Linked DNA regions of Homo sapiens: region 2 is linked to region 1. A link is an interaction called in ENCODE POLR2A ChIA-PET data of the cell type or tissue named here. Cell type or tissue: Panc1. All regions are shown on one strand. Each heading gives the region's core, and the rest is flanking DNA. Links, peaks and the distances in the headings are about the cores only. Region 1 has its middle 78 kb from the start of NCAPH. Region 2 overlaps STARD7 (StAR related lipid transfer domain containing 7).

Evidence for each region. Peaks named below come from ENCODE experiments on the same cell type or tissue, not always from the same donor. Only the 100,000 strongest peaks of a DNase experiment are listed, where the experiment ranks them.
Region 2: POLR2A ChIA-PET joins it to region 1 with 5 read pairs; 4 of 35 experiments call an interaction of 5 or more read pairs at or near these places.

The regions. Positions count from the first base shown.
Region 1 is chr2:96,407,092-96,419,746 of GRCh38, forward strand. No RefSeq gene overlaps it. Among named protein-coding and RNA genes, the nearest start is that of NCAPH, 78 kb to the left of the region's middle. In Panc1, for the core only: CTCF peaks have their summits at 6,310 and 7,413 (motif pointing left); no DNase peak of the experiment used is centred there; H3K4me3 peaks cover 1,009 bases; H3K27ac peaks cover 2,903 bases.
Region 2 is chr2:96,194,721-96,205,937 of GRCh38, forward strand. It overlaps STARD7 (StAR related lipid transfer domain containing 7), which reads right to left. Exons shown (of 8, transcript NM_020151.4): 2 at 621-829; 3 at 238-287. Among named protein-coding and RNA genes, the nearest start is that of STARD7-AS1, 8.1 kb to the right of the region's middle. In Panc1, for the core only: no CTCF peak of the experiment used is centred there; no DNase peak of the experiment used is centred there.

The DNA of each region.
Region 1 (12,655 bases), core at 3,661-7,660:
CTGGGATTACAGGCACGAGCCTCTGTGCCCATCCATGATTTATGATTCTTGATGGTACCAAATTGAGCTACTAAAGTAGCTGACCCGGAGTTGCCTTGCCTTGGGGCTGCCTGTGATGTGGGATGACAAAGCCTCCTTGTTTAGGTCATTGGAATTAGGTTTCCTGTTGCTCATGGCTGCAAACATCCTAACAGATATGTGAGGAGACCACCTCCAGCTCACCAAATACACCCCCTCTCCTTTCTTCTCAATAATCAGTGAAATTTGCTATTTCGTGCGCGCTGTGTTCCCTACCGCCGCTTGCTCCTGCTCAGGTGGGGTGAGCCTCCTCCCAGCCAATTACTGGAAATTTCTGCCAAGGGGCATCTTGGAGCCTCTCTCACCCCCGTTCTCACCAAATACAGGCACTTCCTCTGAGAGGACGGCAGAGGGCGCAGATTTAGCTTCTGTCCTGCGAATGAAGCACGCAGTACAAGGTTCCAAACTGCAAGTCAACAGCAAGCACGAAGCAGCCACACTGGAAATGGGGTGCCTCCATCGCCTGGGGCTGTGGGCTGCCATCCTCTGCCAAGCGGATGCTCTGCCACCAGCTCCACTGACATGGGCAAGCCACTTCCTGTCGCCCTGGCCCCCAGCTCCTCATGTGTAAACATGGGGGTTGAATGGGCCTCTTCCAACTAGCTGGGTTTCATCTGTTGGCTGAAAACAACGGTCCCAGTGTGCCAGCCAAAAGCAAGCCTTTCACGCCCAGACTCAGCCTCAGGGACTGCAGGGGCCAGCTCCCCCAGAGGGGCCCGGGGACAATGATGTCAAATCTGTGACATCAACACCCACACAGAAAGGATCCAGTCCTTTCAGCCTCTCAGACTCTCTCAAACTGTAACGAAATGGGTGGGGTTTTTTTTGTTTTGTTTTATTTTTGTTTGTTTGAGACAGAGTCTTGCTCCATTGTCCAGGCTGGAGTGCAATGGCGCGACCTCGGCTCACTGCAACCTCCGCCTTTCGGGTTCAAACGATTATCTTGCCTGAGCCTCCTGAGTAGCTGGGATTACAGGCTCCTGCAACCTTGACTGGCTAGTTTTTGTATGTTAGCCAGGCTGGTCTCAAACTCCTGACCTCAAGTGATCCTCCTGCCTCGGCCTCCCAAAGTGCTGGGATTACAGATGTGAGCCACTGTGCCTGGCCCGAAATGGTTATTTGAAAGGATACAAGGAGTGGCGTAATCACAGAACCAGACCAAACTGAGCCTACTCTGTTGATAAGAGAATGTCAAGTTACCTTGTAGGTATAACCAAGCCAAAACTGCGAGTCATGTAGTCCAGGCACAATAGAAAAAGCTTTGACCTCTAACAACACCGGAACCAATGATTTCTTCCTGCAGAGCCAACAGGACTGGGACATGACCAGAACCTGAACACTGGAACCCTTTCAAAAGGAAGGAGTCTATGGGCCTGGAAGATCTGGGGCTAAAATCTGCCTCAACATACCTTACCACAAATGGTTAAATTTGAAGCCCTCCAATCAGACCCTGCCAAGCCAACATTCCTAAATACTTTCCCTTGCCCTCTGACCCCTTAAAACGTGCCCCACACCCCAAATTGGAGAGAGAAGTTTGAGCTGTGCCTCCTGTCTCCTTGCTGGTCTGCCTCACAATGAAGCTTTTCTTTTCTCAAAGCTGGAGCAGCAGTGTTGGCTTCTGTGCAGTCAGGCAGCAAGCCCATTTGCTCGGTAATAGCTGGAGTGAGAGTACTGAGACAGTAGAGATAAGACTTGGCTTCAGCTCAGCCCCACTACAGCATTCCCACGGATCACAAAACCCACACCACTACCCCACGATGCCATAATGTTTAACCATGCCGCTTACTTAAAGAACTCTGGCCAGGCGCAGTGGCTCACATGTGTAATCCTAGCATTTTGAGAGGCGAGGCAGGCGGATCGCTTGAGTCTGTAAGTTTTAGACCTGCTTGGGCAACATGACAAAACCCCGTCTCTCCAAAAAAATACAAAAATTAGCTGAGCATAGTGACAAACACGTGTAGTCCCAGCTACTCAGGAGTCTGAGGTGGGAGGATCACTTGAGCCCAGGGAGGTCAAGTCTGCAGTGAGTCATGATGGTGCCATTGTACTCCAGCCTGGCAACACAGCAAGACCCTGTCTCAAAAAAAAGAAAAAAAAAAATTCCAGGAACTGGCCTGAGGAGATAACCAAGGTTGCACAGTGTCGCATCCCAGGAAGGAATTCTGAACAATTGATTTAAAGCTTTGTTGCTACCAGCCAGACCACCAGGTGGCCCATTATTATTAATGGGTCATGGTTATCCTGACCATGAAAACCATGGCAATCAAATATGCTGACCTGCACACCCTACCCCTTATGAGGTCTGCCCGGCTCAGCCTGCTCGCCCTACCCCTGATATTAGTTCCTATGCTTTGTCTAATAAAAAAATCTCCACCAGCTCTTTTTGGAGAGTCAGTCAGGAAATTCTCTCTCTCTCTCTCCCTCTCTCTCTCTCTGTCTCTCTCTCTTTCTGTCGCTCTCTCTGCCTTTCTCTCACTGTCTTTCTGTCTCTCTCTGTCTCTGTCCTTCTGTCTCTTTCTCTGTCTTTCTGTCTTTTTCTCTGTCTCTGTCTCTCTCTGTCTCTCACTCTCTGTCTCTCCGTCACTCTCTCTCTCTGTCTCTCTATCACTCTCTCTCTCTCTCTCTCTCTCTCTCTCCTCTCTAGTGCTGCCTCCCTTATGTCCAGGCATAAGCTCTAATGAAGCCTCGTCTGGGAAAACTCTTTTGGCCTCATGTCAATTTCTTTTACATCCAGAGCCAACAGCCTGTGGTGGGTAATCGTCCCTTCTCTAATTACTTGCCCAGCATCTACCAAGCAGGCCCTGTCAGCGGGAGTCCTGCCTGCACTCCTCCCGGGGCGGATGCTCTCCTCTTGGCTAGCCCAGACAGGTGCCCTTGGGGCTCCCCGCCAGGCAGGCACTGACCTCCCGCGGTCCAGCCACCTCCTGCTCTCAGGGATGCCCCAGCCGGATCTCAGCCCAGCAATCCCGGGTCTCCAGCCTGCCGCTCCACCCTGGGCTGCCTCCTGACTGTTAACACATGACATTGACAGGGACTGTCTCTGTTATGGGTTGAATGTTTGTGTTCCCCCAAAGGAAACGAGAATATTTCACCCCAAAATATACCTCTTTGGCTTATTTTGAGATGGCTATTCAGAGAGGCTGCAAACAGAAGAAGGACTTTGAAAAGCTGCCTTTCGTGAGGGAGAGTTGCACCTGGAGAGAAAATCTATGTTAGTGAAATCAATGCCCAGGCTTTCCCTGAGGACCCTGTAAGCAAGTGGGGTGCAGGGGTGAGGGGGTTGGGGGATCTCAAAGGATTATAGGAATTTAATCAACTTAAGCAATCAGCCTGTTTTGGGTTTTTTTGTTTTGTTTTGTTTTTTGTTTTTTTTGAGACAGAGTCTCGCTCTTTCACTCAGGCTGGAGTGCCAGGCTGGAGTGTGATCTCGGTTCACTGCGAACTCCACCTCCCTGGTTCAAGGATTTCTCCTGCCTCAGCCTCCCGAGTAGCTGGGACTACAGGCTCGTGCTACCACGCCCAGCTAATTTTTGTATTTTTAGTAGAGACAGGGTTTCACCATGTTGACCAGGCTGGTCTTGAACTCCTGACCTCAGGTGATCCACCCACCTTGGCCTCTCAAAGTGTTAGATTACAGGCTTGAACCCCCACGCCCAGCCTATCAGCCTGTTTTACAGCCTCCTGCCCTGCAGCCTGTTTCTTCCAAGCCCTGTTTAGAATGCAGTCACCCACTTGATTCAAACCAGCTCCCAACAGACCCTAGCAACTTACAGATGAACCCAAGTGACCTTTCTTGTTACCATGCTAAAGTCTCCACCCCAGGAAGGGCTGCAGCTCAGCTCCATCACCATCACATGCGACCTATGTGCTGGCATGAGGATCACTGCGTCTGCACCTCTGGGACCCCTCCTCCACATGCGAAGACACATCCTCTCCCCCTCCATCGCCCCATGAAACCCTCCTGTCACTTTCCCTCAGGGGACACTGCCTTGGAGAATACTCCCAGGGTTCTACCTACTTGGGCCAGGTAATAAAACTTTTATTGATCAAAACCTGCATCCTCATGGAGAGTCATTTGTTACTCACCAGGCAAACAAACCCGGTTTTGGGGGTAATGCCTCCCTTATCTGAATCTAGGAAAGATTAACTCAGGAAAATAAACACTGAAGTCTGACACTTTTAAAGGTCTCAGAGAGAATCTTTTACCAAAGGCCACCATCTATTCTTTCTGAGGGCAGCTCTGAGTTTACCTGGGATTTTTTTTTTTTTTTTTTTTTCTCTTTTTCGGGACAGGGTCTTGCTGTGTTGCTCAGGCTGGAGGGCAGTAGTGCAATGAGAGCTCACTGCAGCCTCAAACTCCCAGGCTCTATAGATCCTCCCACCTTAGCCTCCTGAGTAGCTGGGACTACAGGTGCACACCACCATGCCCAGCTAATTTTTAAAAATTATTTTCAGAGATGGTATCTCGCTATGTTGCTAGGGCTGGTCTCAAACTCCTGGGCTCAAGCGATTCTCCTGCCTCAGTCTCCCAAAGTGCTGGGATTACAGGCATTAGCCACAATGTCCGGCTGAGGGATATTTTCATCTGCACCACAAGACAGCCTTTGTTAGACACACTTTCCCATAACCTGTGTCCCTCTATAACCTCAGGATGATGTAAAAACTTCAGTGGCCTGGCCCCTTCTTTGAGTCTTATATTTTGTATGTGTCTCTTCTGTTCATATGCATGTCAATAAATTTGTACATTCACACCAAAAAAATTATATTCCTTTTTTTCCTGTTTTGTTTTTTTTTTTTTTTTTTTTTTTTTTTTCAGACGGAGTCTTGCTCTGTCACCCAGGCTGGAGTGCAGTGGCGCAATCTCGGCTCGGCTCACTGCAACCTCTGCCTCCCCGGTTCAAGTGATTCTCCTGCCTCAGCCTCCCTAGTAGCTAAGATTACACGCCCAGCTAATTTTTGTATTTATAGTAAAGATGGGGTTTCACCATGTTGGCCAGACTGGTCTTGAACTCCTGACCTCAAGTGATCCTCCCTCCTCGGCCTCCCAAAGTGCTGGGATTACAGGCGTGAGCCACTGAGCCCAACCGTTTTTTCCTATTGATCTGTCTTTTGTTACAGAGGTGTCCCAGCTAGGAACTTATGAGGGTTGAGAAAAGAAATTATACATTTTTTTCTCCCCTTCACCTCCAAATTCCTATGTTGATGCCCTCACCACCAATGTGACTACATTGGGAGATAGGGCCTATAAGGAAGCAATAAGGGTTAAACGAGGTGAGGTCGAGGGTGGGACCCTGTTCTGCAGGATTAGTGACCTTGTAAGAAGAGACACCACGGCTGGGCACGGTGGTTCACGTCTTTATTCCAACACTTTGGGAGGCCAAGGGAGGAGGATCGCTTGAGTTCAGGAGTTTAAGACAAGCCTGGGCACCATGCTGAAACTTCATCTCTACTAAAAAGTACAAAAATTAGCTGGGTGTGGTGGCATGCACCTGTAACCCCAGCTAGTCAAGAGTCTGAGGCACGAATATCGCTTGAACCTGGGAGGCAGAGGCTGCAGTGAGCTGAGATCGCACCACTGTGTCAGAGGCGTGTTAACCAGAGCAACTCCATCTTGACTAAGAGCTGGGTAAAATGAGGCAGAACCCTACTGGGCTGCATTCCCAGGCAGTTAAGGCATTCTAAGTCACAGGATGAGATAGGCGGTCAGCACAAGATACAGGTCATGAAGACCTTGCCGATAAAACAGTTTGCAGAAAAGAAGCTGGCTAAATCCTACCAAAACCAAGATAGCCACAAGAGTGACCTCTGGTCGTCCTCACTGCTACACTCCCGCCAGTGCCATGACAGTTTACAGATGCCATGGCAACATCAGGAAGTTACCCGATATGATCTAAAAAGGAGAGGCATGAATAATCCACCCCTTGTCTAGCATATCATCAAGAAATAACCATAAAAATGGGCAACCAGGAGCCCTTGGGGCTGCCCTGTCTATGGAGTAGCCATTCTTTTATTCCTTTACTTTCGTAGTAAACTTGCTTTCACTTTGCACTGAAGACTCGCCCTGAATTCTTTCTTGCACGAGATCCAAGAACCCTCTCTTGGGGTCTGGATCAGGACCCCTTTCCTGTAACAACTGCACTCAAGCCTGGGTGATGAAGCAAGACCCTGTCTCTAAATAAATAAATAAGAAGGAAAAAAGAATAAGCTCCTTTATTCCTTCTCGTGTTTCCGCTTTAACAGTGCCACTTAGAGGACAAGAGCCAGAGGCTTGGTTTGGATAGGGTGTGTAGTCGGTGAACAAACAAGAGACAGGCTCTGGCTGGAATGGGGTGGGTGATTGGTCCAAGCCCAACAATTTTTCCTTAACATATGATACTCACTGGCTCCAAGTGCTGGGTGCTGTACACCCAGCAGACACATGGGTCCAGAAGACAGAGTTACAGGGAGGTTTAGAGAAGCGAGGGACAGGTGAATGGGGCAATGTCCAGGGCTGGGGGCCAGGCAGGGCATTCCACTGCTGCAACTGTAGTCCTGTTGATTGTTCCCCTAGGATTGGCCAGAGAAGCCCAATCTTAGCATTATCTTCCTGTGGCCCCATAACAATTTGTATAGTGGTCATAACATGTGTATTAGATGGGAGACTAAGATATGCCATCCCAAAATATACTTCTTTGACATATTTCAAGATGGCTATTCAGAGAGCCTGCAGGCGCAGGGATAGCTCTGAAAAGCTGTCCTTTCGTAAAAGAAATTTGCATCTATAAAGGAAATCTACATTAATCAACAGCGGACGAAAGCAGAAGCTTTCTCTAAGGGCCCCTTACCTGTCTAGAGTCAGAGCTAGGAAGGATCATATCACAGAAAGAGACTAGGCACCTGCCCAGACAGAGACTGTCACAGGCTATCACTATTCTGCAGGCAGTTCGAGATTACCTGAGAATTTAGCTGCATAATAAGACTTTTTTTTTTTTTTTTTTTTTTGAGACAGGAGCTTGCTCTGTCACCCAGGCTGGAGTGCAGTGGCATGATCATAGCTCACTGCAGCCTTGAACTCCTGAACTCCTGGGTTCAGGCAATTGATCCTCCTACCTCAGCCACTTGAGTAGCTGGAACTAGCGGCATGCACCATCATGCCTGGCTAATTACAAAAGAATTTTAGAGATGGGGGTCTCACTGTGTTGCCCAGCCTGGTCTTGAACTCCTGGGCCCAAGCGATACTCCTGCCTTGGCCTCCCAAAATGTTGGGACTACAGGCCTGAGCCACTGCACCCATAAGACATTTTATTCACTGTGCATTGCTTCCCCAACCCTCTCATAGCTTGTCACCATCTTCACCATCTGCCACCATCTGGTGTCATAACTCACTGCAGCCAGAAGTTCAAAACCCTATTCCAATGCTATAAAAACTTCAGGGCAGGTGTGGTGGCTCATGCCTATAATCCCAACACTTTGGGAGGCTGAGGCAGGTGGATCACCTGAGGTCAGCAGTTCGAGGCCAGCCTGGCCAACATGGTGAAACACTATCTTTACTAAAAATACAAAAATTAGCTGGGCGTGGCGGCGGGTGCCTGTAATCCCAGCTACTTGGGAAGCTGAGACAGGAGAATTGCTTGAACCCGGGAGGTGGAGGTTGCAGTGAGCCGAGATCGCACCGTTGCACTCCAGCTGGGCAACAAGAGAGAAACTCCGTCTCAAACAAACAAACAAACTTCAATCTTCTGGCCTTTCTTTGAGTCCTATATTTTGTGAGATTCCCGTGTGTATGCATGTAATAAATTGGTATGCTTTTCCTCCCATTAACCTGTCTATTGTCAGGTGTTTTTATTTTTCTCAGAGACTCAAATATCAAATCTTCAGAGAGTAGAAGGAAAATTGTCTTCTCTCCAGTAGTTACTATTCTAGAGTCTGAGAAAATATCATCACCACAAATATACTCAGGGAAATAACACAAAAGGAAAGAATTCTTTTCACAAAGGAACTCTTTGTAAAGAGAAATTAGAATCAAGCTAGTGCCTGAATCTAGGAAAATGTGTTAATCTTCTCAGGCTGCCATAATAAATATCACAGATTGGGTGGCTTAAACAACAGAAATTTGGGTGGGTGCAGTGGCTCACGCCTGTAATCCCAGCACTTTGGGAGGCTGAGGAGGGTGGATCACCTGAGGTCAGGAGTTTGAGACCAGCCTGACCAATATGGTGAAACCCCGTCTCTACTAAAAATACAAAAATTAGCCAGGTATGGTGGCAGGTGGCTGTAGTCCCAGCTACTTGGGAGGCTGAGACAGGAGAATTGCTTGAACCCAGGAGGTGGAGGTTGCAGTAAGCTGAGATGGCGCCACTGCACCCCAGTCTGGGCGACAGAGCGAGACTGTCTCAAACAAACAAACAAACAAACAAAAACAGAAATTTATTTTCTCCAGAACCATCTTCCCAACTAGGCCTTGACTTTTAGGTCTCTGTGTTCATCTCTGCATTGTCCAATTTTAGCAAGAACCCTGCTAAGTTGGTTTAGCCAGAACCCCCTCCCTCATTATCTGATCACCCTTGATGTCAGATCAGGTTCCTCATCCTCACCAACCCCAAGGCGATGTCCCATCACGCTGGCCTGTGAGGTGGGTTTAGCCAGAAGCCCTCTGACCCCCGAGGCTTCCTCTTAGTAGTTTTCCAGCCACTGAACCCCATCCACCCTGGGAGGCTGTACATTTCCCTTTTCCTTGTTATGTTTGGAATTGGGCCCACTCTCTCATCCCTGCTGCAGAGGCCCATTGCAGTAGTGCCTACACCTATACCCTGAATAAAAGAAACAGGTCTTGAATAAAGTCTACCTTCCTGCCTTGAACAAGCACCATTTATTAATTTTTAACAATTAAGGTGCTGTGATTCAGATAGGATCAGTGTATTAGTCTGTTCTCACACTGCTATAAAGAACTGCCTAAGACTGGATAATTTATAAAGGAAAAAGGTTTAATTGATTCACGGTTCCACAGGGCTGGGGAGGTCTCAGGAAATTTACAATCATGGTGGAAGGGTAAGAAAACACATGTCCTTCTTCACATGACAGCAGCAAGGAGAAGTGCAGAGCAAAACTGGGGGAAAGCCCCTTTTAAAACCATCAGATTTCATGAGAACTCACTTACTATCATCAGAACAGCAGCATGGGAGTAACCACCCCCATGATTCAATTACCTCCCAACGGGTCCCTCCCATCACACCAGGGGATTACAGGAACTACAATTGAAGATGAGATTTGGGTGGGGACACAGCCAAACCGTATCAATCAGATTCATCATTGGACTCCCAGGCTTCTCATCCAGCATCCTAAGTGTGCATCACTGAAGCCTTTAGTCTTCACTCCTGATTGATTTGGGATCCATTGGTGAGTCAGACTCCTGAACCATTGCTCCAGTCAAATGACTGTCGAAGTTAGTGAGTACAGATTCCTTTTTTTTTTTTCTGTTTTTGTTTGTTTGTTTGTTTAATCTTTTTTTTTCTTCTTTAAGTTCTGGGATATACGTACTGAACATGCAGGTTTGTTACATAGGTATACATGTGCCATGGTGGTTTGCTGCACCTATCAACCCATCATCTAGATTTTAAGCCCCGCATGAATTAGGTATTTGTCCTAATGCTCTCCCTCCCCTTGCCCCCCACCCCACAACAGGCCCCGGTGAGTGATGTTCCCCTCCCTGTGTCCATGTGCTCTCATTGTTCAACTCCCACTTATGAGTGAGAACATGCAGTGTTTGGTTTTCTGTTGCTGTGTTAGTATGCTGAGGATGATGGTTTCCAGCTTCTTCCATGTCCCTGCAAAGGACATGAACTCATTCTTTTTTATGGCTGCAGAGTATTCCATGGTGCGTATGTGCCACATTTTCTTTATCCAGTCTATCTATCATTGATGGCCATTTGGGTTGGTTCCAAGTCTTTGCTATTGTAAACAGCGCTACAATAAACATACATGTGCATGTGTCTTTATAGTAGAATGATTTATTACCCTTTGGGTATATACCCAGTAAAGGGATTGCTGGGTCAAATGGTATTTCTGGTTCTAGATCCTTGAGGAATCACCACACTGTCTTCCACAATGGTTGAATTAATTTACACTCCTATCAACAGTGTAAAAGCATTCCTACTTCTCTGCATCCTCACCAGCATCTGTTGTTTCCAGACTTAATAATTGCCACTCTAACTGGTGTGAGAGGGTATCTCATTGTGGTTTTGATTTGCATTTCTCTAATGACCAGTGATGATGAGCTTTTTTCATATGTTTGTTGGCCACATGAATGTCTTCTTTTGAGAAGTGTCTGTTCATACACTTTGTCCACTTTTTGATGGGATTGTTTGTTTTTTTCTTGTAAATTTGTTTAAGTTCCTTATAGATTCTGGATATTAGACCTTTGTCAGATGGATAGATTGCAAAAATTTTCTCCCATTCTGTAGGTTGCCTGTTCACTCTGATGATAGTTTCTTTTGCTGAGCAGAAGCTCTTTTGTTTAATTAGGTCCCATTTGTCAATTTTGGCTTTTGTTGCAATTGGTTTTGGTGTTTTATTCACGAAGTCTTTGCCCATGACTATGTCCTGCATGTTATGGCCTAGGTTTTCTTCTAGGGTTTTTATGGTTTTAGGTTTTACGTTTAAGTTTTTAATCCATCTTGAGTTAATTTTTTGTACAAGGTGTAAGGAAGGAGTCTAGTTTCTGTTTTCTGCATATGGCTAGTCAGTTTTCCCAGCACCATTTATTAAATAGAGAATCCTTCCCTGATTGCTTGTTTTTGTCAGGTTTGTGGAAGATCAGGTGGTTGTAGATGTGTGGTGTTATTTCTGAGGCCTCTGTTCTGCTCCATTTGTCTATATATCTGTTTTGGTACCAGTGCCATGCTGTTTTGGTTACTGTAGCCTTGTAATATAGTTTGAGGTCAGGTAGCATGATGCCTCCAGCTTTGTTCTTCCTTTTTGCTTAGTATTGTCTTGGCTATACAGGCTCTTTTTTGGTTCCATATGCAATTTAAAGTAGTTTTTTCTAGTTCTGTGAAGAAAGTCAATGGTAGCTTGATGGGAATAGCATTGAATCTATCAATTACTTTGGGAAGTATAGCCACCTTTGACAATATTAATTCTTCCTATTCATGAGCATGGAATGTTTTTCCATTTGTTTGTGTATTCTCCTATTTCCTTGAGCAGTGATTTATAGTTCTCCTTGAAGAGGTCCTTCACGTCCCTTGTAAATTGTATTCCTAGGTATTTTATTTCCTTTGTAGCAGTTGTGAATGGGAGTTCACTCATGACTTGGCTCTCTGCTTGTCTATTACTGATGTATAGAAATGCTTGTGATTTTTACACACTGATTTTGTATTCTGAGACTTTGCTGAAGTTGTTTATCAGCTTAAGGAGCTTTTGAGCTAAGACAATGGGGTTTTCTAAATATACAATTATGTCATCTGCAAACAGAGACAATTTGACTTCCTGTCTTCCTATTTAAATACCCTTTACTTCTTTCTCTTGCCTGATTGCTCTGGCCAGAACTTCCAATACTATGTTGAATACAAGTGGTGGGAGAGGCATCCTTGTCTTGTGCCAGTTTTCAGAGGGAATGCTTCCAGCTTTTGCCCATTTAGTATGATATTGGCTATGGATTTGTCATAAATAGTTCTTTTTTTTGAGATATGTTCCAATAACACCTAGTTTATTGAGAATGTTTAGCATGTTGAATTTCATCAAAGGCCTTTTCTGCATCTATTGAGATAATCATGTGGTTTTTGTCATTGGTTCTGTTTATTTGATGGATTATGCTAATTGATTTTCATGTGTTGAACCAGCCTTGCATCCCAGGGATGAAGCAAACTTGATCATGGTGGATGTGCTTTTTGATGTGCTGCTGGATTCAGTTTGCCAGTATTTTGTTGAAAATTTTCGCATAGATGTTCATCAGGAATATTGGCCTGAAATTTTCTTTTTTTTGTTGTTTCTCTGCCAGGTTTTGGAATCAGGATGATGCTGACCTCCAAAAATGACTTAGGGAGGAGTCCCTTTTTTTCTGTTGTTTGGAGTAATTTCAGAGGGAATGGTACCAGCTTCCCTTTGTACCTCTGGTAGAATTTGGCTGTGAATCCGTCTGGTCCCAGGCTTTTTTTTGGTTGGTAAGCATTAATTACTGTCTCAATTTCAGAACTTCTTATTGGTCTGTTCAGGGATTCAACTTCTTCCTGGTTTAGTCTTAGAGGGTATATATGTCCAGGGATTTATCCATTTCTTCTAGATTTTCTAGTTTATTTTTGTAGAGGTGTTTATAGTATTCTCTGATAGTAGTTTGCATTTCTGTGGGATCAGTAGTGAGCTCCCCCTTATCATTTTTTCTTGTGTCTATTTGATTCTTCTCTTTTCTTCTTTATTAGTCTGGCAAGCCGTCTATCTATTTTGTTAATCTTTTCAAAAAATCAGCTCCTGGATTCATCGATTTTTTTGAAGGGTTTTTCATGTCTCTATCTCTCTCAGTTCTGCTCTGATCTTAGTTATTTCTTGTCTTCTGCTAGCTTTTGAATTTGTTTGCTCTTGCTTCTCTAGTTCTTTTAATTGTGAT
Region 2 (11,217 bases), core at 1,931-5,930, 210 kb before region 1:
ATTCCTCTATCTGATATTCCCAACAGTCCTGTGGGAGGGTAAAACTGATCTCATCCCCATGGGACAGATAAAGAAATTCTAAGTCAAATGTTTACCTAAATGCTATGCAATGTGGATGACAGGTAGATAGATGGATGTACTTAAGCCAATGTCACCTGAGTCAGATAAATGATTCATGTAGACAGTAGCAATTGATATGCTAGGAGGCTCCAAATCTGGAGAGAAAAATTAACTCACCTGAACATTGAAGAACTGCCGAGGTGTCACATCTGTGTAGGTTCCAAAAACTAGAATGAAAAGAAAGAATAAGGGATGCTGGCCATACTCCAGTCACTCGCCTTGTTTCTTTCACCTAGCGGCGTTTCAGATCTAAAGTACTAAGAGATCTTAAAGGCAGGTTCAGAAACTAGAAGTCTTAGTAGAGCAACAAAGAAAGACAAAGAGGATGTAAGCAAAGACAACACTGAGACATTTGTCATCTGGGAGAAGAAAAACAATAAACAAAAAACTACGGCAAATTTTCTGAGAAACAACCAGAACAGTTTAGAGAAGTATGAAGAACAGAAATCCCATGCACCTGTGCAACTATGGAACCCAAAAGATAGCCACACTGGGCTCACCTCGGTACTGGTAAAGGTGGGTGCCTGTAATTGGGCGCCGCCACAGCTTAAAGTGTTTCTTATCCATCACCATTTCCCAACGTTGCTCTTTGCCCTCTGAATCTTCATTCCCTTCTGTTTGGGCTTTTGGTTCTGGAGGGTGGTGCTGGACTCCAGAGCTCTGAAACATATTTGACATTTCTTCCAACCGCTTCATCTCATTAATAGATCTGTAAAGGGGAAAAAGAGCCATGGTGAGGTGGTTAGTCAGCCCTGTGAAATGAAGTGTCCACACAAAGGTCTGTGCAAGAAGGTTATACAGTAAACCACAGTATGTAGTATATAAACAGGACACAGTATAGTCAATAAAAACTGAGTTCCTGAGTTTGAATCTTAGTCCAACACTCACTAACTAGATTATTATTTAACCAGTTCCTATTTCTAAATCTATAAAATGGAAATAATAATAGTACCTATCTCGAGGTTGGCTATAAAGATTACAAAGTGTCAAGTGCTGCAGGGCGTGGTGGCTCACGACTGTAATCTCAACACTGGGAGGCAGAAGAGGGTGGATCACGAGGTCAGGAGCTCAAAACCAGCCTGATCAACATGGTGAAACCCTGTCTCTACTACAAACACAAAAATTAACCGGGCATGGTGGCGCGCAACTGTAATCCCAGCTACTCAGGAGGCTGAGGCAGGAGAATGACTTGAACCTGGGAGGCAGAGGTTGCAGTAAGCCGAGATCACGCCACTGCACTCTAGCCTGGGCGACAGAGTGAGACTCTTGTCTCAAAAAAAAAAAAAAAACAAAAAACAAAAAACAACGAAAAAAAAGTAAGTGTCAAGTGCTTAATATCTATGGCCAGGCACAGAGGCTCACTCCTGTAGTCCCAGCACTTTGGGAGGCCAAGGCAGGAGGACTCCTTGAGGCCAGGTTCAAGACTAACCTGGGAAACACAGTGAGACCCTACCTCTAAGAAAAAATTTAAAAAATTAGCCAGGCATAGTGGCACATGCCTGTACTCCAAGCTATAGGCTGAGATGGGAACATCACTTGAGCCCAGGAGTTGGAGGCTGTAGTGAGCTACAATTCTGCCACTGTACTCCAGTCTGGGCAATACAGTAAGACTCTGTCTCTTTTTTTTGTTTGTTTTTTTGAAACAGAGTCTCACTCTGTCACCCAGGCTAGAATAGAGTGCCATGATCTGGGCTCACTGCAACTTCCGCCTCCTGGGTTCAAGTATTTCTCCTGCCTCAGCCTCCCCAGTAGCTGGGACTACAGGCACGCGCTATCATGCCCGGCTGATTTTTTGTATTTTTAGCAGAGACAGGGTTTCACCGTGTTACCCAGGACGGTCTCAATCTCCTGACCTCATGATCTGCCCGCCTCGGCCTCCCAAAGTTCTGGGATTACAGGCGTAAACCACCGTGCCCAGCTACACTGTCTCTTAAAAAATAAAATAGGCTAGGCGCAGTGGCTCACGCCTGTAATCCCAATACTTTGGGAGGCTGAGGCAGGCGATCACCTGAGGTCAGGAGTTTGAGACCAGCCTAACCAACGTGGAGAAACCCTGTCTCTACTAAAAATACAAAATTAGCTGGGCACGGTGGCACATACCTGTAATCCCAGCTACTCGGGAGACTGAGGCAAGAGAATCGCTTGAACACGGGAGGCGGAGGTTGCAGGGAGCCAAGATCGTGCCATTGCACTCTAGCCTGGGCAACAAGAGCGAAACTCCGTCTCAAAATAAAATAAAATAAAATAAAATAAAATAAAATAAAATAAAATAAAATAAAATAAAGCCAAGCACAACGGCTCACGCCTGTAATCCCAGACTTTGGGAGGCCGAGGTGGGCGGATCACCTGAGGTCAGGAGTTCGAGACCGGCCTGGGAAACATGGTGAAACTCCATCTCTACTAAAAATACAAAAATTAGCTGGGCATGGTGGTGGACGCCTGTAATCCCAGCTACTCGGGAGGCTGAGGCAGAAGAATCACTTGAACCCAGGAGGCTGAGGGTGCAGTGAGCCAAGATCGCACCATTGCACTCCAGCCTGGGCAACAGAGTGAGACTCCATCTCTAAAATAAATAAAAAATAAAATAAAATAAAGTGTTTGTTATCTGGCACGTAAGTAGCCCTCAAATGTTAACTATGAAGGTTTATGGTTTTAAAATGTCAATTGATATCTTTTGTCCGTTTTTTATTGGGTTGTCTTATTATAAGTATGTATGTATTTTTCCCCTTTGTTTTTAAATTGATAAATTCACATACCATAAGATTCATTCTTTTACAGTGTACAATTCTGTACTTGTTAGTATATTCACAAGGTTGTGCAACCATCACCCCTAATTCCAGAACATTTTTATCACCCCCAAAAGAAACCTCTATCTATCATTAGTCACTTCCCATTCCTGCCTCCTCCCAGTCCTAGGCAGCCACTAATCTACTTTCTGTCTCTATGGAGTTGCCAATTCTGGACATTTCAAGTAAATGGAATCATATGATATGTAGCTTTTGTGTTGAGCTTCTTTCACTTAGCATACTTTCAAGTTCAACCATGCTGTACTTTATTCCTTTTTATAGCTGAATAATATTCCATTGTATGGATAGATCGCATTTTGTTTATCCATTCATCAAATAAAATTTGTTTCCACTATTTTATTATAGTGCTATTATAATAGCACTATATTATATTACTGCTATTATAATACTGCTGGCCGGACGTAGTGACTCATGCCTATAATCCTAGCACTTCGGGAGGCCAAGGTGGGTGGATCACTCTGAGGTTGAGTTCGAGACCCAGCCTGGCCAACATGGCAAAACCCCATTTCTACTAAAAATACAAAAATTAGCCAGGTGTGATGGCAGGAGCCTGGAATCCCAACTACTTGGGAGGCTGAGACAGGAGAATTGCTTGAACCCAGGAGGTGGAGGTTGCAGTGAGCCAAGATTGCACCACTTCACTCCAGCCTGGGCGAAAAGACAAAACTGTCTCAAAAAAAAAAAAAAGAATACTGCTATGGACATTTGTGTACAAATCTTCATATAGACATGTTTTCAATTCTCTTGGGTAGATTCCTAGGAGCAGATTTGATGGATCATGGTAACTATGCTTAACTTTTTAAGCAACTGCCAAAATGTTTTCCAAACAATTACACTATTTTATATTCACATCAGCAATGTTTGAGGATTCTAACTGCTCCACATCCTTGGTTCCAATTGCCCCACTTGTTATTGTCCATCTTTGTTATTCCAGCCAACTTAGTGGGTGTGAAATGGTATCTCATTGCGTCTTGACTGGTATTTCCCTAACCTTTTCATGTGCTTATACTAGTCTTGATAGTATCCTTTCATGCATAAAAGTTTTTAATTTTGATGTTTATTTTTTCTTTGATTGCTTGTTTTTGGTGTTATAGCCAAGAAACCACTGCCTAATCCAAGGTCATAAGAACTTATGCCTATATTTTCTTCTAAGAGTTTTAGAATTTTAGCTTACATTAGGTCTTTACCCCATTTCAAGTTAATGTTTGTGTATGATAATGAGGTAGGAGTCTAAACTCATTCTTTTGCATCTGCTTCTCCAGGTGACCCAGTGTCATTTGTCGAAAAGCCTATTCCTTCCCCAGTGAACTATCCTGGCATCCTTGTTGAAAACTGACCAAAAATGTAAAGGTTTATTTCTAGACTCTCAATTTTATTCTAACAATCTAGATGTCTATCCTTATGCCAGTACCACAATGTCATTACTGTAGCTTTGTAATAAGTTTTGAAATTGGGAACAGTGAGTCCTCCAAACTTTGTTCTCTTTTTTCAAGACTGTTTTTGCTATTCTGAGTTCCTTTCATTTCCATATGACTATCAGAAGTGGCTTGCCAATTTCTGCAGAACTGCCTAGGATTTTGATAAAGACTACACTGAATTTGTAGATCACTTTAAGTGGTATTGCCATCTTAGCAATATTAAGTGTTCTAATCTAATCCATGAACACGGGATGTCTTTCACTTATGTCTTTTTAAATTTCTTCCAATGATGTTTTGTTGTTTTTAGTGTTACAGTTTTAGTTGTACACTTGTTAATTTATTCGTATGTATTTATTCCTTTTATGCTACTGTAAATGAAATTGTTAATTTTATTTTCAGATTCATTGTTAGTGTACATAAACATGACTTCCGTGTATTGATCTTGTATCCTGCAAACTTGATGAACTCATTTATCAGCTCTAATTGCTTTCTGTAGATTCCTTACTATTTTCTAAATATAAGATCATGTCAGCTGCAAATAGAGATAGTTTTATTTCTTCTTTCCAATCTAAATGACTTTCATTTCCTTATGTTGCCTGATTTCATTGGTTATGACCTCCAGTACAATGTTGAACAGAAATGGTGAGAGCAGAATCCTCATCTTGTTCCTGATCTTAGGAGAAAAGCACTAAGTCTTTTGCCATTAACTACACTGTTAGCTATGTTTTTTGTAGATGCCTTTTATCAGCTGCAAGAAATTTCCTTCTATTCCCAGTCTGCTGAGTGTTTTCTTTTTTAATCACAAAAGGAGGCTGGAATTTGTCAAATACTTTTTGTGTTTATTCAGATGATCACGCAGTTTTTGTCCTTTTTTCTATTAATATGGTGTAATAAATTGATTTTTGTATGAAGAACCGACCTTGCCGTTCCTTAAATAAATCCTACTTTTCATGGCATATAATCCATTTCATATATTGCTGAGTTCAGTTTGTTAGTATTTTGTTCAGGACTGCGAAAAGTTGTGTGGTTTTTTTTTGTTTGTTCTGAGCCCAGGCTAGAGTGCAGTGGCATAATCACAGCTCACTACAGCCTTAACTCCCCAAGCTCAGGTGATTCTCCCACTTCAGCTTCCCAAGTAGCTGGGACTACAGACAAGCACCACCACATGCAGCTAATTTGTTTTCTGTATTTTTAGTAGAGATGGGGTTGCACCATGTTGCCCAGGCTGGTGTTGAACTCCTGGCCTCAAGTGATCCACTAGCCTGGGCCTCCCAAAGTGCTGGGATTCCAGGCGGGACTCACCGGCTGCAAAAAGTTTTAAAACATGAAAAACACCACCATATATTGTACTATGTATCACTATGTATCATTCAGGGGTATATACATATGTATAAAAACATAGGGAATTATATACAACAAATTGGGATAATGGTGACATCTTGGGGAAAAATAAGAATACAACTGGAAAAAGGTACAGAGGAACCCTAAGTATACTTGTAATATCTTATTTCTTAACATAGCTGTACTTGCAACGCTCGTGTTATTATTTAAACCTTTTTTATATATCTGAAACATTTTATAATAATAATTTTTTAAAACTTGGCTTGTATTTTTCCCATAACCTCTTCTTTTTTGAGACAAAGTCTCACTATGTCGCCGAAACTGGCCTCAAATTCCTGGGCTTAAGAGATCCTTTCACTTCAGCCTCCCAAGTAGCTGGCACAATAGGCGTGTGCTACCATACCCAGCTTCTCCGTGCCCTCCACCTCACCCTACCCCCTGCAACATTTAAAGAAAGGTTACAGATAAGAAACAAAAATTGCTGGCTGGCTGTCTTATACACTCTATTGCAATTCAAGACTGAAGAAGACCCAAATTACTGCTACACTGTCTGAAATGCCTTTTCACCCTTCAAGCTTCAAAAAACCACAAAGGTAACTGCTAGGCAGAGTTAACCATACACACTGATTTTTATTCCTTTACACAGGCATATTACACTATAATTAATCTATCTTTATATCTGCTTTCCTTACTAAACTATAAATTCCTTAATAGCCCAGAATCAGTCTTTTTCATATTTGTAGTTCCAGCTCCTAGCATGTCCTGGTAAACATTACATGTCCTGGTAAACATTACATACATTACATGAATAAATTTAGTAAATCAAGAAATAATAAAATGAAAATAGGCCTCAGTAATCCAAATTTTTATTAAAAGATTGCATTAAGGCCTGGGGCAGTGGTTCACGCCTATAATCCTCAGCATTTTGGGAGGCTAAGGTGAGCAGATCACTTGAGCCCAGGACTTCAAGACCAGCCTGGGCAACATGCAAAACTCCACCTCTAAAAAAAAAAAAAAAAAATTACACAACAAATAGCTGGGCGTAGTGGCATGCAGCTGTAGTCCCAGCTACTGAGGAGGCAGAGGTGGGAGAATCACCTGAGCCCTGGAGGTCGGGACTGTAGCGAGCCAAAATCATGCCACTGCACTCCAGCCTGGCAACAGAGTAAGACTCTTAAAAAAAAAAAAAAATTGGCCAGGTGCAACGGCTCACACCTGTAATCCCAGCACTACAAAAAAAAATTAGCCAGGCATGGTGGCCTGCGCCTGTAATCCCAGCTACTCAGCAGGCTGAGGCACAAGAATCTGTTGAACCCAGGAGATGGAGGTTGCAGTGAGTTGAGATCGTGCCACTGCACTCCAGCCTGGGTGAGAGTGAAACTGTCTCAAAAATATATATATATTGCATTAATATATTGCTGCAAAAGCCAAAAATTCAAAGGTATAGTGTCAATCCAAGATTAAAAGTTTAGAGCAATTCAAAATAATGGTAAGTCTAAAGATTTGTGTTCTAGTCCTGGCTCTACAGCTGACCAGCTGTGTGATCTTATTTTATTTTACCTTTAAAGTGAGGACGTTATTTCTTGAAGTCCTATTAGTTCTAAAATTGAATTTGCTGAATTTTAAGCTTTGGACTTGGATGAAAATATTTATATAGGGGAATATTTGTCATTTTGACTGCCTGAAATCCCTTTCTATTTGGAAAGAACCCAAATAGGTGAATGCAGCCCCCCTCCCGCCCACAAGCAGTTAAAGCACAGCTCCTAATTTAAGTGAGGTTAGAGACTTCTAGAAGGGGCTTTGCATCTTGAAGATAACACAAAGGCACAGGATCTTGAGGGAGCTGGGAGTCCAGGAGTACAACCAATCTGGGGGAAAGAATGCCAGCAACACTGCTCTAAGTAGATTATTCCTGCTGCAGGTCTTGGTCAACCTGTACCCTGGCCTTGTCAATACTGAGTGACCTAATACCGTTTTGATTAATTCCTTTTTGGCTTAAATTAACCAAGACCAGTTTCTTTGTTACAACCAAGAACCCTGACCAGCTGCAAAACCATAGAGAAACAGAGAAGGAACCTTAGGATAGGCATTTAGATGTTGCAGAAGAAGAGCAAAAGCAAAACCATAGCTAGATTTGCTCAGAGAACAATCAGGCACCATAGGGCATCGATTACAGCATTTTTGAGGTCTATAAAGCATCCTTCAACAATAACTAAGCACAACTCTTGAGTGTCATTCTTTAAAAAAAATTTTTTTCTTCATTGCCCAAGCTGGCCTCAAATTCCTGGGCTCAAGTGATCCTCCAGCCTCCCAAGTACAGGCACATGCCACAACACCTGGCCCGAATTATCATTCTTGCCACATAATAAAGGGGAGCATGTTTCCACTGGTGGAATGTCGTACTAAAACATCAGAGGCTCATAAAATAATTACATAGTTAATAAAGTTTTAAGAAAATTATTAACTATAGGCAACATTTTTTCATGACCTTCTAAGAATCAAGGTGGTTCAGAGCATCTGACCCACTGCTTAATCAAGCTCTCCTATATAATTAAAGGTTACTAGGTGGCTTTGACTAAAATTATGAAAAGGGACGGAAATGTCTTGTGGAGACACAGTATGAATGATAGAGCAAGACTGCTTCACGAAAATGTAAATGATCAAGTTATTTTTTCCCAAGGTTTAGGAATCCCTGAAGGGTCTGAACTTCTAAATGCTAACATGACAAGACCCAATTAACATACAGGAGCACAAAGTCATTCACTAACATATATGTGGAGAAAAGGAAAACCTCTCATGACACATCTCTTTAGGCTGCTGTGCCCAATCTTGTTTGGATGGGATGGGTGGCTAAACCTTCACATCTTAAGAGACTTAAGAGAGGACAGAAGGACAAAAGAGATTATTCCCAAAATAGTAAAATCAGCAGATTAGAAAAAGGATCAAGAAAAGAGAGACCATGCCTTTCTTTCTCCAAAACGAAAATCATTTCAATATCTGAAAAAGGCTGGACCGAAAGCTATAGAAACTGAAAGCAAACAAACCATGAAAACAAAGTAAGTGAAACAACATTTGGTTCATCTAGGGGTCCTGCCCTCAGCATGGAGCTTGGTGTAAGGCTCCAAAATTACTTAAATGAAACCATCCCTACAATTAGGAATTTCAGTCAGACAACAGCCTCACTTCACATAATTCTCCTCCTCTTCAAATTCCAAGTTATTGTCAAAGTCAGGTTCTACTGATACGGGACACACCTAGAAATAAAAGACATAGGAGTCAGGCGCAGTGGCTTATGCCTGTAATCCCAGCACTTTGGGAGGCCAAGGCAGGCGGATCACTTGAGATCAGGAGTTGGAGATCAGCCTGGCCAACACAGTGAAACCTTCTCTTCTAAAAATAAACACACAAAATTAGGTGGGCGTGGTGGGGCATGCCTGTAGTCCCAGCTACTTGAGAGGCTGAGGCAGGAGAACTGCTTGAAACCAGGAGGTGGATGCTTCAGTAAGCCCAGATCACACCGCTGCACTCCAGCCTAGGCAACAGAACAAGACTCCATACCCCCCAAAAAAAGACATAGAGCCAGGCGCCTGGCTCTCAGCACTTTGGAAGGCCAAGGCGTGAGGACTGTTTGAGGTCAGGAGCAGGAGTTCGAGACCAGCCTGGCCAACATGGTGAATCCCCGTCTCCACTAAAAATACAAAAATTAAACAGGCGTGGTGGCACCCCCGCTGTAGACCCAGCCACTGGCAAGGCTGAGGCACGAGAATAGCTGGAACCAGGGAGGCGGAGGCTGCGGTGAGGTGAGATCACACCACTGCACTCCAGCCTGGGCGACAGAGTGAGATTATGTCTTAAGAAAAAAAAGAGTCTGGGCGTGATGTCTCATGCCTGTAATCCCAACTCTTTGGGAGGCCGAGACAGGCGGATCACGAGGTCAAGAGCTGGAGACCAGCCTGTCCAACATGGTGAAACCCCATCTCTACTAAGGATACAAAAAATTAGCCGGGTGTGGTGGCAAGCACCTGTAATCCAGCTACTCAGTGGAGGCTGAGGCAGGAGAATCGCTTGAACCTGGGAGGCGGAGGTTGCAGTGAGCCGAGATCATGCCAATGCACTCCAGCCTGGGCGACAGGGTGAGACTCTGTCCCGGAAGGGGGCGGGAGGGAAGGGGAGGACAGGACAGGACAGGACATCAATTAGCTCATTGCAGTTCTAGGGCAACTAGTTAATGGTAAAATAATGAAGACAACCTCAAAAAATTGAGATCTAATTTTATGTAGCTCTGAAGATCTAACAAGGGGTTTAAGGGTTTACCAGTAAGATACCCTGAAGTGACAATGGCCAAAAAAAAAAAAAAAAGTTCCTTTAAGGCAAAAGGACTTTATGCGGATCATTTATCTAGTCAATAACACACTGAAGTTTAACATATCCCGAATGCCCTGAAAGACAGAAAAGAGAAAATGGCCAATTTTCTTTATGCAACTTTAATGGCACTTATTTACTCAAATTTCTGGAGCAATGAACTGTAACTTTTAAAAAACTATGAGGAGGTTAATGGAACATTTTCCCCTAGCCTTTCATTTCTTAACATCCTTCCTCTCTTTGTTCCTGTAACTTTTCTTTTTAACTGTTCCAAAGCAATCAAAAACATGACTACTGTATTTTTCCATTAGATTTGCCCTGGAATCACAGAATGCCAGCTAGCACCAAAAACAGCAATCCCAAGATATTTTCGTTGTTTAATTTAAGACAACTGGGTACTAGAGCAAGTATTAAAAGATCTGATTTCTACATCTGGCCACAGCAGCCAGTCAAAATCACTTCTCAAATTTTCTTGCTGTTGCTTGATTAATAAGACGCTATTTGGTAAGATGTTCTTAAGCACAAAAGACGAGAAGACAAGTTATGCTTTGTCATTCTGAATAGGACTCAAATAACATAAGGAAAACACATGCCACTTTAAGGCACACATTCAAAAAGACACCCTGCACATTCCACCCGCTTAACCAAAACAGCTATGTTAGAATTAGTTTGTGCCAGGACAAGTTGGTACAGAATCAGCACAGATGAGCCAAAGGCTGTGATTTAGGGGCCATGTGACAATCATGCTCTTTTTCCATTAACAATGAAAGAAATGCACTTGAGACACACTCCAACTGTGCTCCATTATGGAAGCTACCCAAAAATCATCTCACTAGAACAAACGAAATCCAAGATGTTCTAAGCTAGCTATGACAACCTCAGCAGTGCCTACTTTCAAGCAAATAGAATACTTAAACACAAAGCAAATAAGTTAATCTGTACCCAGAATATTTTAATAAAATATAAACATGACAAGCTATCAAAACAAAGACCTAAGGAACCACTGTGCAACCAAGATGTAGTTGTTGAATAGCATATTTGCCTTCCTATCACATTAACAAATATTTTAAAAAGAAAAAAAATCCTCAAGATGAACAACATGATCAAATTTTAATTACATGAAAAACCAAATTCAAGCATGAACCAAACAATGAAATGTTAAATGAGGG